Linked DNA regions of Homo sapiens: region 2 is linked to region 1. The links are chromatin loops, found by intact Hi-C in ENCODE. Cell type or tissue: PC-3. All regions are shown on one strand. Links, peaks and the distances in the headings refer to the core of each region. The heading gives the core; the rest is flanking DNA. Region 1 overlaps ELAPOR2 (endosome-lysosome associated apoptosis and autophagy regulator family member 2). Region 2 overlaps ELAPOR2 (endosome-lysosome associated apoptosis and autophagy regulator family member 2).

Region 1 (5,384 bases), core at 174-5,173:
CAAGCAGGCAATTTCTTATCTCCCAGGCTGTCTCAAACCTTGATCTTTTCCAGTTGCAAGCCACTGGGCACTCATCATTTGTCTCTCTTGGAATTACCCACACCATGCTGCCAACTTGTATCTGACTCCTCCTTCAAAGCCATGCTCAACATGTACAGTTGTGTTAAGTAGGTCGTCAGCCTGCCCAAATACATATCAGCATTCACCTACCTTCCTTTTCTATGACGGCTTTGCTGCTTTTCTCTTTTCCCATGTGTTTACCTCCTTCTCCTCTGATATGTTTTAGATTTCTGTCCCCATGCAAGTCTTATGTTGAATTGTAATCCCCAGTGTTGGAGGTAAGGCCTGGTGGGAGGTGATTAGGTCATGGGGGCAGATTTCCCCCTTGCTGTTCTTGTGATAGTGAGTTCTCATGAGATCTGGTTTAAAAGTGTGTGGCACCTCCCCCTTCTCTCTCTTCCTCCTGCTCTGGCCATTTAAGACATGCCTGCTTCCCCTTTTACCATGATTATAAGTTTCCTGAGGTCTTCTCAGCCACGTTTCCTGTACAGCCTACAGAATCGTGAGCCAATTAAACTTCTTTCATTTATAAGTTATCTGGTCTCAGGTACTTCTTTATAGGAGTGTGAGAACAGACTAACATATCCCCTAAATACTTAACAGCTTTGACCATCTTCTGCCTTTATGTGGAAGACACCATGGAAATTTAACATTTTACTGGCAGTTCAGGGCTTTAATCAAGAAAATGTTCTAAAATTAAATTGTGGTGACTATACTGAAAACACTGAATTATACTCATTGAATGAATGAATGAATGATATGGTATGAGAACTATATCTCAATAAAGCTGCTTTAAAAAAAGTGTTAAAAACAGACTATTAGAAAAATTTTATTTTAAACAAATTCAGAAATCCCTAGTCTCTGAGACATTCCATGTTCTCCCATCTTCCCAATTAAGAAACATAAGCTCTAAGTACATTTGACTTGCTTAAATCCTGTGCACAGAAAGGCAGATCTAAAAACTGAATCCCTTTATACCCTATTTTTAATATCCTCTATATCTTTGTCCTGCTATATAATTTAGAAGTACTGTGTTACAGACATTGAGCATTTGGAATAATTTGCAACACTGAAGGTCATTAAAAGGCAAATAAAATATAAGACATTTGAATATCAAGCCACTAGCAAAATCTCTGTGATCCGCAGTTCACCTCTTCAGAGATGAAGAAGTTGTATAGCCTAATGCCTCCTTCGAAGAAGGCTCCCTTTTAAAACATCCTCCCTACCAGGCACTCTTTGAGCATCAGCAGAAAGTTCCCTAATTGAAAAAACATGTCATTCCAGTATTGGGCAGCTCTGTTTGTTAGAACATCACTACATCCCACTGGAATTTACCTTCTCTAAGTTCACCAGAGTTCTTCTTTTCTAAAATTTCCCTTCAAATACTTGAAATACCCTATTAAGGAAATTCTCACTGAGTACCTACTATGCACAGGACAAAGTACCATGGGAGATTCAAGAATTAGGCAAACTGCTCTGAAAAAGGTTGTAGTCTAATAGTGATAAGACAGGTTCACAGCTACTATAACGTAAAAACTGAAAAACATGAAGGGGATACAAAGCACTACATTTTGAAACAGACTATTTGAGTTAGAATTCCAGACCTAAGACTAGCGATGACTAGCTATGATCATGGGGAAGTTACTTAACCTCATTAAGCCTCAGTTTTCTTATCTGAAAACTGGGTACAGGAATGTCTAAATTACACAAATGTTGAAAGAAATTAGAGGCAATGTTTGAATATGTATACACATATATATACACACACATGCACATATGAAGAGAGTACGTTCACAAATATGGAAATGATAGCTGCTTGTGGTATTAACACTACCGTTACTGTCTCATCATCATCTTCTCCAAAAGAAACACAAAATGCCATGAGTGCCCAAAGGAAAGATATCAAATCTCTGTAAGACAAGTAGAAAACATCACAAAGATGATCATGATTTTCCATCCTTTGCTGTCTTTCCTTCTACCTGAAAAAAATATTTCAATCATACTTTATACAAAATATCCTGGCCTCTGTCCTCTAGATTCTTCCCCTTTTGTCAAAATTTTCTCATACCGTATGCCAAAGACAGAACACAGCACTCAAAATGTGATAATTACTCATTCATTTACTAAGTCTCACTAATTCAACAGACGTTTCACTACCTTCTATGTGCTAGGTACTATACTAGGCTTAGAGATTTTTTTTTTAATGAGTAAGAACCAGTCCCTGTATACAGGAAGCTGAGAATCTGGTAATGGAAATGATTAAGTATTTATGATAAAGTGATCTTTTAATCTATAATCACTATGTAAGTATCAAGAAGGTATGTGCAAATTTCCATGAAAATTCTCAGTATACCAAGACAATCTTGCCAGACCTATTTATGATATTTAAGAGCATATGATTTCTATGAACCTGTGAAAAATCATTCTCTTTTTATTCTGGTAACTGTAACCATCTTTTTCTCTTTGGGAACTGATCTGTGTGATGCTGAAAGGAACTGAGAATTACAGTTTGGCCTCCCCAGCTACAGGAATTTGCAGGTGAACTAAGACATCCAATCAAAGTATCCAACACTCCTGGAGAGAATTATTGGTTGGCTATGGGCTCATGATTCAAGCAAGGCCAATCAGAGTCTTTTCCGAAGCTTCAGTCAGTGTTTGTAGTATCAAGAGCTGTGAGGATACTAGTGGCTTGGGTGGAGATTACAGTGAGCATCTTGCAACACCGGAAAGGGCTTGCCTGAGAAGGAAATCAAATTGAGCCAAGAATATTAGCATTACACAGCAAGAGAACATCTTAAAATAATTTGTTCTATATTGACTTCCCAGTTAAATGAGTCAACAGGCTCCTGCCTCCTCCCCTCTCCATTCCTCAGTTTTACATTGGTTTGAGTCAGGGCTCCCATCCAATTTCTGAAACATATTTTTAAAATTCATTACTAGAGAATGTATAATCATCCCCAAGCACCCATTGAAAGGAAACATGTGAATCATGTCCCACAATAGGAGGGTGGCGGGGGGAGACAAACACTGCACAGGTTACTCTGCCTCAGTGTAATACCCAAAATAAATAAAATCTTAAGTCTTTTCTGTTTACTAGCTCCCAAACAAAAACAACCTTTTCTCCACTCCCTTTTGTAGTGGATATGAGACAACTTTTGTGGATATGATAAACAAATGAGAAACTTACTGTTTTTAACCATGAACAGCTTAATTGAAAACTATTCTTTGTATTCTTGTGGGGGAAGGATTTTCCCCACTTTAAATAGCTGTCGCATTTTTTATTTGGTGAGTTAGGTCTTTTAAAGCTTGGATTTCCCTGGAAATCTTCTTTGCAAGTAATTATTTTCTCTTTTCTCAGTGCTTTTATATCTGAGAGTTTCTTTCACACAAATAAATTTTGATTTTACTAATTTGAGCTCATTGTTCAAACACACTGGAGTCTTTCTGAATCTTAATTATATCATTTTTATCTTTATTGATTCACAAATTGATATACATATTCTTAATGTCTTTATGAAGTTAATCATTTTTAAATAAAATGTTGAAAATAACTCATCTGACTTATATTCTTCTTTGTGTGAGTTACAGTATGTATAAATGACTTGCTATATTTATATTCCTATGGCAAATATGTATATAAATATATCAAATATATATATATACAATACTATACTCCAAGTTGATATTGATTTATCAAATCAAACATTTTATGTATGATTCTTCAATTAGTCATATATCCACTTAACCATATCATTTAGTCTACAATTCTTTATCTTATCCATAAGGAAATCATGAGATGCTCTGTCAAATATCCTGCTAACATTAAAACACATCTTCTCTTAACTCTTGCCCAGTGTCACTGTTACCTACATAATATAGCTGAATTTCCACCCTGCCCTAATTCTGCTTATCTTTAAGAAACAGGATGCCTGTGATAAAAAGTTCCCTTTGTAACCAGACCAGCTGAGACTGGTTAGAACCAAGATAGATGACCAAATGACTTTAAGGATCTCAGGTTTCGTTATAATCTCACAATTTTATTTCCATACTAAGTGGCACTCCCACCAGTGCCATGACAATGGCCATGACAATGGCCCAAAGAAGCCATAAAAGGACAAAAAGGAAGGCAGCACTCTAGTTCCAGGATGTTTACCGCCGATTTCTGGAAAACACATAAATATTCCTCCCCTTGCTTTTCATGTCCAACCCCTTCATTAGAGAAATCCTATATTTTAACTCCCTCACCCCTCACTAATAGAGAAATTGATTTTTGAGCCATGCTCCCACTTCTCAATTCCATGACCCTCGAATAAAGCTTGCATTGCTTGACATTCACTTTCAGCTTCATGTATTTGTTTCATGACACTCAACAGGGAAAGATTCCATCTTCTAGGGGACTAGGTTTGTTGGTAAAATCCCTGATCAGTATTCTTTTGAGTTCAAACATCAAACACTGAATTTGTATATGTGCTTGTGTGCACCTATATAAGTGTACCTCATTTTATGTAAGAAGTGGGCACTAATTGTTTTAAACAAAACATACATAAAAATTTCAACTCAGTACTTAAGATAATTTTGTAGTGAATGTTTATTGAGAAGTGAATATTCTTTAATTTATCTATGTTATACATCTCTGTTTTGCATATACTAAGCTTTAATTCAAGTAAGCCACATTTAGGAAACCTCATTTATTTACCACCGGGAACAATGTCATATAAAAATGTGTTGTCTCCTTGAGACTTTCATAACCTAAGCATGGGCCAAGAATACCTAGTAATTCTCCATGTTTGTTTACTTCTCTGCATCTGTATAGTGCCTTACACAACTTGATATGTAGTAAGCCCCACAAATATCTGGTGAGAGAATGCCTTACTGTATACATTAGAAGATTTAAATCCTTGTATCTCTTCACCCAATTCAACCTGGTTTCCATGTTTTAAAATGGCTCTTTAAAGCCACCATTTAATTCAATGTTGCCAAATCCAATGGATACTTTTCAGCCCTCATCTAGGGTGACTGTTCAGGAGTATCAGCCTTCTTAACCACTCTAATTTCTGCAAATACTCTATGGCAGTAACTCCCTTGGTTTCTCCCACTTCTCCAGCCATTTTCCTCAGGCACCATCCCTGTTCATCTCTCCTAGCATTAGCTTACTTCTAAGCCCACTCTATGATCTCCCTGCAAACTTTTACCCAACCCCAAGGCTTTAATTGCCAGCTATTTGCTATAATTCTCAGATTCACATAGCTAGCCCAGATGCTCTACTGAGCTCCAGACTGATGTACATAATGGCCCTTCCAATATCTCCTCTTGCCCCATCTCAC
Region 2 (5,384 bases), core at 332-5,331, 110 kb after region 1:
GTTTTCCAACTCATTAGGAATCCTTCTCAGCTTTCTGACTTTACAAAATTTGGTTATGCCGTCTCAAAACCCAAGTATTATTTAAAATGGTAATAGTAAAACAGTAAAAGGACAGAAATTAGATATTAAGCACAAAAGTATTGCATTGGAGATGTTCTTTCAGTTTAGCATCACATACATTAATAATCTTAGTATACATTTGTTCAAATAGCCAGGAATCTGCCTAATATTCCGTCATTCATCATATACTATGCATTTTGTCAATAATGATATGACAATTCAAATGTCTCACTGTAGGCCAAGCATGGTGCCTCACACCTGCAATCCCAGTACTTTGGGAGGCTGAGGTGGGATGATTACTTGAGACCAGGAGTTCAAGACCAGCCTGGGCAACAGGGTGAAACCCTGTCTATACAAAATAATAATAATAATACAAAAATTAGCAAGGCATGGAAGCATGTGCCTGTAGTCCCAACTACTCGGGAGGCTGAGGTTGGAGGATCACTGGAGCTCTGGGAGGTCAAAACTATGTGAGCTGTTATTGTACCACTGCACTCCAGCCTGAGTGACAAGGAGACCCTATCTTTAAAAAGGGTTTGCTGAACTATTCACAATAGCAAAGTCATGGAAGCAAGCTAGGTGACCATCATTGGTGGATTAGATAAAGAAAATGTGGTACATATACCCCATGGAATACTATAGAGCCATAAAAAACAACAAAATCATGTATTTTGCATAAACATGGATGTAGCTGGAGGCTATTTTCCTAAGCAAAGTAACACTGGAACAGAAAACCAAATACCGTATGTTCTTACTTATAAATGGCAGCTAAACATTGGGTACTCATGGAATTAAAGATGGCAACAATAGACACTACAGACTATTAGAAAGGAAAGGGAAAAGCAGGGGCAAGGGTTGAAAAACTGTTGGGTACTATGGTCAGTACCTGGGTGATGGGATCATTCATATCCCAAACCTCAGCATCATACAATATGCCCAGATAACAAACGTACAAATGTACCCCAATCTAAAAGTTGAAAAATTAAAATAAGAAAACACCCTGAATATTAAAAATCACCCTGCCTATATCATACTCCAGATTTACGGGTCTCCTTCCCATCAACCTCCAGTCTGCTTCTGTGCTAATGCTAATCCTTCTCTACTGGCTGTACCTTCTCAGTTTCATCCTCAAATGCTTCTCACTCTGCTTGCTTCTTAAATGCTGTTGTTTCCCTAAGCACTCTCCTCAACACAGTGCTCTTGCTATATGCTCAGAGCCTAAGTGACCTCATCAACATCAATGGCTTCAATTACCTCTTATGTACTCATGGCTCCCAAGTTGTCTCTCAGCTGCACTCCTGTACATCCACCTGTCTTCAGGAGAGCACTGTTTGTGTGTGCCCAGGGTACTATAAACTCAGGATGTCCAATGCTGAACTCATCCTATTTCCCGCCCCCACCACCACCTCCTCCTTTTCCTTCTCTCAATTTTTTTATCTCAATAAAAGACAGCAGCATCTACTCAGACCAAAAACTTATAAGTCATGGTAGACTGAAATGTATCACTCGGTTGCAGACTCCTGAAAATAAGATGTCTTTAATAGCTGTAAAATCCATCTATTCTCTCCCTCTCCATTCATACTGTCATGTGTTTAGTTCTGTTAGTTATTTTCTCCCCGTGAGAGAGGCAAGAGTCTCCTAACTGATCTTCCTGCGTCCAATGTGATTTCCCTTTTATGTTCCTTCATTTGCCAACAGAATAATCTTTCTAATTTGATGTTAATAGCGCTTCATAGCTTGCCTCGCAAGACCTTCAGTCTCTGACACTTCTGCCACCACCACCCACGTGCCCTTCAAGTTGGCCCTTGAAATTATAATATTATTTAATTCCTCTTTGATGTTATACATGTTATTTTCTTTGACTGAGATGTGGTGGTCTCTGTGCATCCTGTAAAGCACTACTATAAATCCTTCCAAACTCAGCTGAAACATCACTTGCTCTGACACCAGAGTTTCTTTAGTCTGATTTAGTTGCCTCTTCTCTGTGCTTCTATACAGCCCTGTGAATGACTCCATCACAGCACTTAACCCATCTGTACTATCATCATAGACTATCCTATAATTTTTTCCTGTGAGATACATGCTAGATGAGCTAATAAACATATGAATGGCAACTGAAAAAGAAGTAACAGAGAATGAATAGTCATGAAATATCTAAAACACACTCTTAGAACCAAGAATACCAATCCAAGTGCAAGAATTCTTGGTCACTTTGTAGCTGCTTCCATATTTTTCTCAAACACCTGAAAGCCTTCATATATTGTAATGATTTAATAAGGTATTATGTACCAAACATTCTTTTTGGAAATTAAGATGTATTACAGTTTGATATGTTAAGGGAGGTAATTCCATATACCTTTTTAGGGACTAAATAATTGCTTTCTCTGGATATTACATATCTCAAAACACACAGATAAGAAAAAGTCTAGGGAAATATATATTATCCTTATTATACTAAAAGCTTGTATACATAACGATGCAAACACCTAAATAGGAAATCTCACAAAAAGTGAAATACAAAAAGCTAAGTGACACGAAAAATATTGACCTTCATGAGTGATTAAAGAAATGCACATGTTAGGTCACAAAATAAGTCTTAATACATTCAAAAGACTGAAACAATATCAAGCAGCTTCTCTGGCCACAGTGGAATAAAACTAGAAATTAATAATAAGAGCAATTTTGGAAACTATACAAATACATGAAAATTAAACAATATGCTCCTGAATGACCAGTGGGTCAATGAAGAAATTGAGAAGAAAATTGAAAAATTCCTTGAAACAAATGGTAATGGAAACACAACATACCAAAACTTATGGGATACAACAAAAGCAGTATTAAGAGGGAAGTTTATAGCTATAAGTGTCTACATCAAAAAAGAAAAAAAACTTTAAATAAACAATCTAATGATGTATCTTAATGAACCAGAAAAGCAAGAGCAAACCAAACCCAAAATTAATAGAAAATAATAAAAATCACAGAAATAAATGAAATGAAGAAAATACAAACGATCAATGAAACAAAAAGTTAGTTTTTTGAAAAGTTAAACAAAATTGACAAAACTTTAGCTAGACTAAGAAAAAAAGAAGATACAAATAAATAAAATCAGAAATGAAAAAGAAGACATTACAACTGATACTGCAGAAATGCAAAGGATCATTAGAGGCTACTATGAGTAACTATACGCCAACCAACTGGAAAACCTAAAAGAAGTGGACTAATTCCTAGACTCATACAACCTACCGAGACTAAACCAGGAAGAAGTCCAAAACCTGAACAGACCAATACCAATGAAATCAAAGCCACAATAAAAAGTCTCCCAGTAAAGAAAAGCCTGGGACCCAATGGCTTCACTGCTGAATCCTACCAAACATTTCAAGAAGAACTAATCTCGGTCCAACTCAAGCTATTCTGAAAACCCAAGAGGAGAGAATACTTCCAAACTCATTCTACAAGGCTAATATTACCCTGATACCAAAACCAGACAAAGACACATAATAAAAAAAACTACAGGCCAATATCTCTGACGAATACTGATGTAAAAATCCTCAACAAAATACTAGCAAAATGAATTCAACAACACATTAGAAGGATCATTCATCATGACCAAGTGAGATTTATCCCTGGGATGCAAGGATAATTCAACATACGCAAATAAATCAATGTGATACATTGGATCAACAGAATGAAGGATAAAAGCTACAAGATCATTTCAATTGATGCTGAAAAAGCATTTAATAAATTTCAACATCCCTTTATGATAAAAAAAAATTTAAAAACTAGGTATAGAAGGAACATACCGAGGGAGGAGCCAAGATGGCCGAATAGGAACAGCTCTGGTCTACAGCTCCCAGCGTGAGCGACGCAGAAGACGGGTGATTTCTGCATTTCCATCTGAGGTACCGGGTTCATCTCACTAGGGAGTGCCAGACAGAGGGCGCAGGTCAGTGGGTGCGCGCACCGTGCACGAGCCAAAGCAGGGTGAGGCATTGCCTCACTCGGGAAGCGCAAGGGGTCAGGGAGTTCCCTTTCCTAGTCAAAGAAAGGGGTGACGGACGGCACCTGGAAAATCGGGTCACTCCCACTCGAATACTGCGCTTTTCCGACGGGCTTAAAACACGGCGCACCACAAGATTATATCCCGCACCTGGCTCGGAGGGTCCTACGCCCACGGAGTCTCGCTGATTGCTAGCACAGCAGTCTGAGATCAAACTGCAAGGCGGCAGCGAGGCTGGGGGAGAGGCGCCCGCCATTGCCCAGGCTTGCTTAGGTAAACAAAGCAGCCGGAAAGCTCGAACTGGGTGGAGCCCACCACAGCTCAAGGAGGCCTGCCTGCCTCTGCAGGCTCCACCTCTGGGGGCAGGGCACAGACAAACAAAAAGACAGCAGTAACCTCTGCAGACTTAAATGTCCCTGTCTGACAGCTTTGAAGAGAGCAGTGGTTCTCCCAGCACGCAGCTGGAGATCTGAGAATGGGCAGACTGCCTCCTCAAGTGGGTCCCTGACCCCCGAGCAACCTAACTGGGAGGCACCCCCCAGCAGGGGCACACTGACACCTCACACTGCAGGGTATTCCAACAGACCTGCAGCTGAGGGTCCTGTCTGTTAGAAGGAAAACTAACAAACAGAAAGGACATCCACACCAAAAACCCATCTGTACATCACCATCATCAAAGACCAAAAGTAGATAAAACCACAAAGAGGGGAAAAAACAGAACAGAACAGCTGGAAACTCTAAAAAGCAGAGCGCCTCTCCTCCTCCAAAGGAACGCAGTTCCTCACCAGCAACGGAACAAAGCTGGATGGAGAATGACTTTGACGAGTTGAGAGAAGAAGGCTTCAGACAATCAAATTACTCTGAGCTACGGGAGGACATTCAAACCAAAGGCAAAGAAGTTGAAAACTTTGAAAAAAATTTAGAAGAATGTATAACTAGAATAACCAATACAGAGAAGTGCTTAAAGGAGCTGATGGAGCTGAAAACCAAGGCTCAAGAACTACGTGAAGAATGGAGAAGCCTCAGGAGCCGATGCGATCAACTGGAAGAAAGGGTATCAGCGATGGAAGATGAAATGAATGAAATGAAGGGAGAAGGGAAGTTTAGAGAAAAAAGAATAAAAAGAAATGAGCAAAGCCTCCAAGAAATATGGGATTATGTGAAAAGACCAAATCTATGTCTGATTGGTGTACCTGAAAGGGATGGGCAGAATGGAACCAAGTTGGAAAACACGTTGCAGGATGTTATCCAGGAGAACTTCCCCAATCTAGCAAGGCAGGCCAACGTTCAGATTCAGGAAATACAGAGAACGCCACAAAGATACTCC

The links. Peaks named below come from ENCODE experiments on the same cell type or tissue, not always from the same donor. Only the 100,000 strongest peaks of a DNase experiment are listed, where the experiment ranks them.
Region 2: it touches region 1 in a loop (4-fold over the local background); 5 of 110 quality-filtered maps call a loop at or near these places.

What each region holds. Positions count from the first base shown.
Region 1 is chr7:86,929,421-86,934,804 of GRCh38, forward strand. All of the region lies in intron 8 of ELAPOR2 (endosome-lysosome associated apoptosis and autophagy regulator family member 2), which reads right to left. Among named protein-coding and RNA genes, the nearest start is that of ELAPOR2, 130 kb to the right of the region's middle. In PC-3, for the core only: no CTCF peak of the experiment used is centred there; a DNase peak (open chromatin) is centred at 2,951; H3K27ac peaks cover 1,449 bases.
Region 2 is chr7:87,035,896-87,041,279 of GRCh38, forward strand. The region is part of intron 1 of ELAPOR2 (endosome-lysosome associated apoptosis and autophagy regulator family member 2); the gene reads right to left. Among named protein-coding and RNA genes, the nearest start is that of ELAPOR2, 21 kb to the right of the region's middle. In PC-3, for the core only: no CTCF peak of the experiment used is centred there; no DNase peak of the experiment used is centred there; H3K4me3 peaks cover 2,234 bases; H3K27ac peaks cover 672 bases.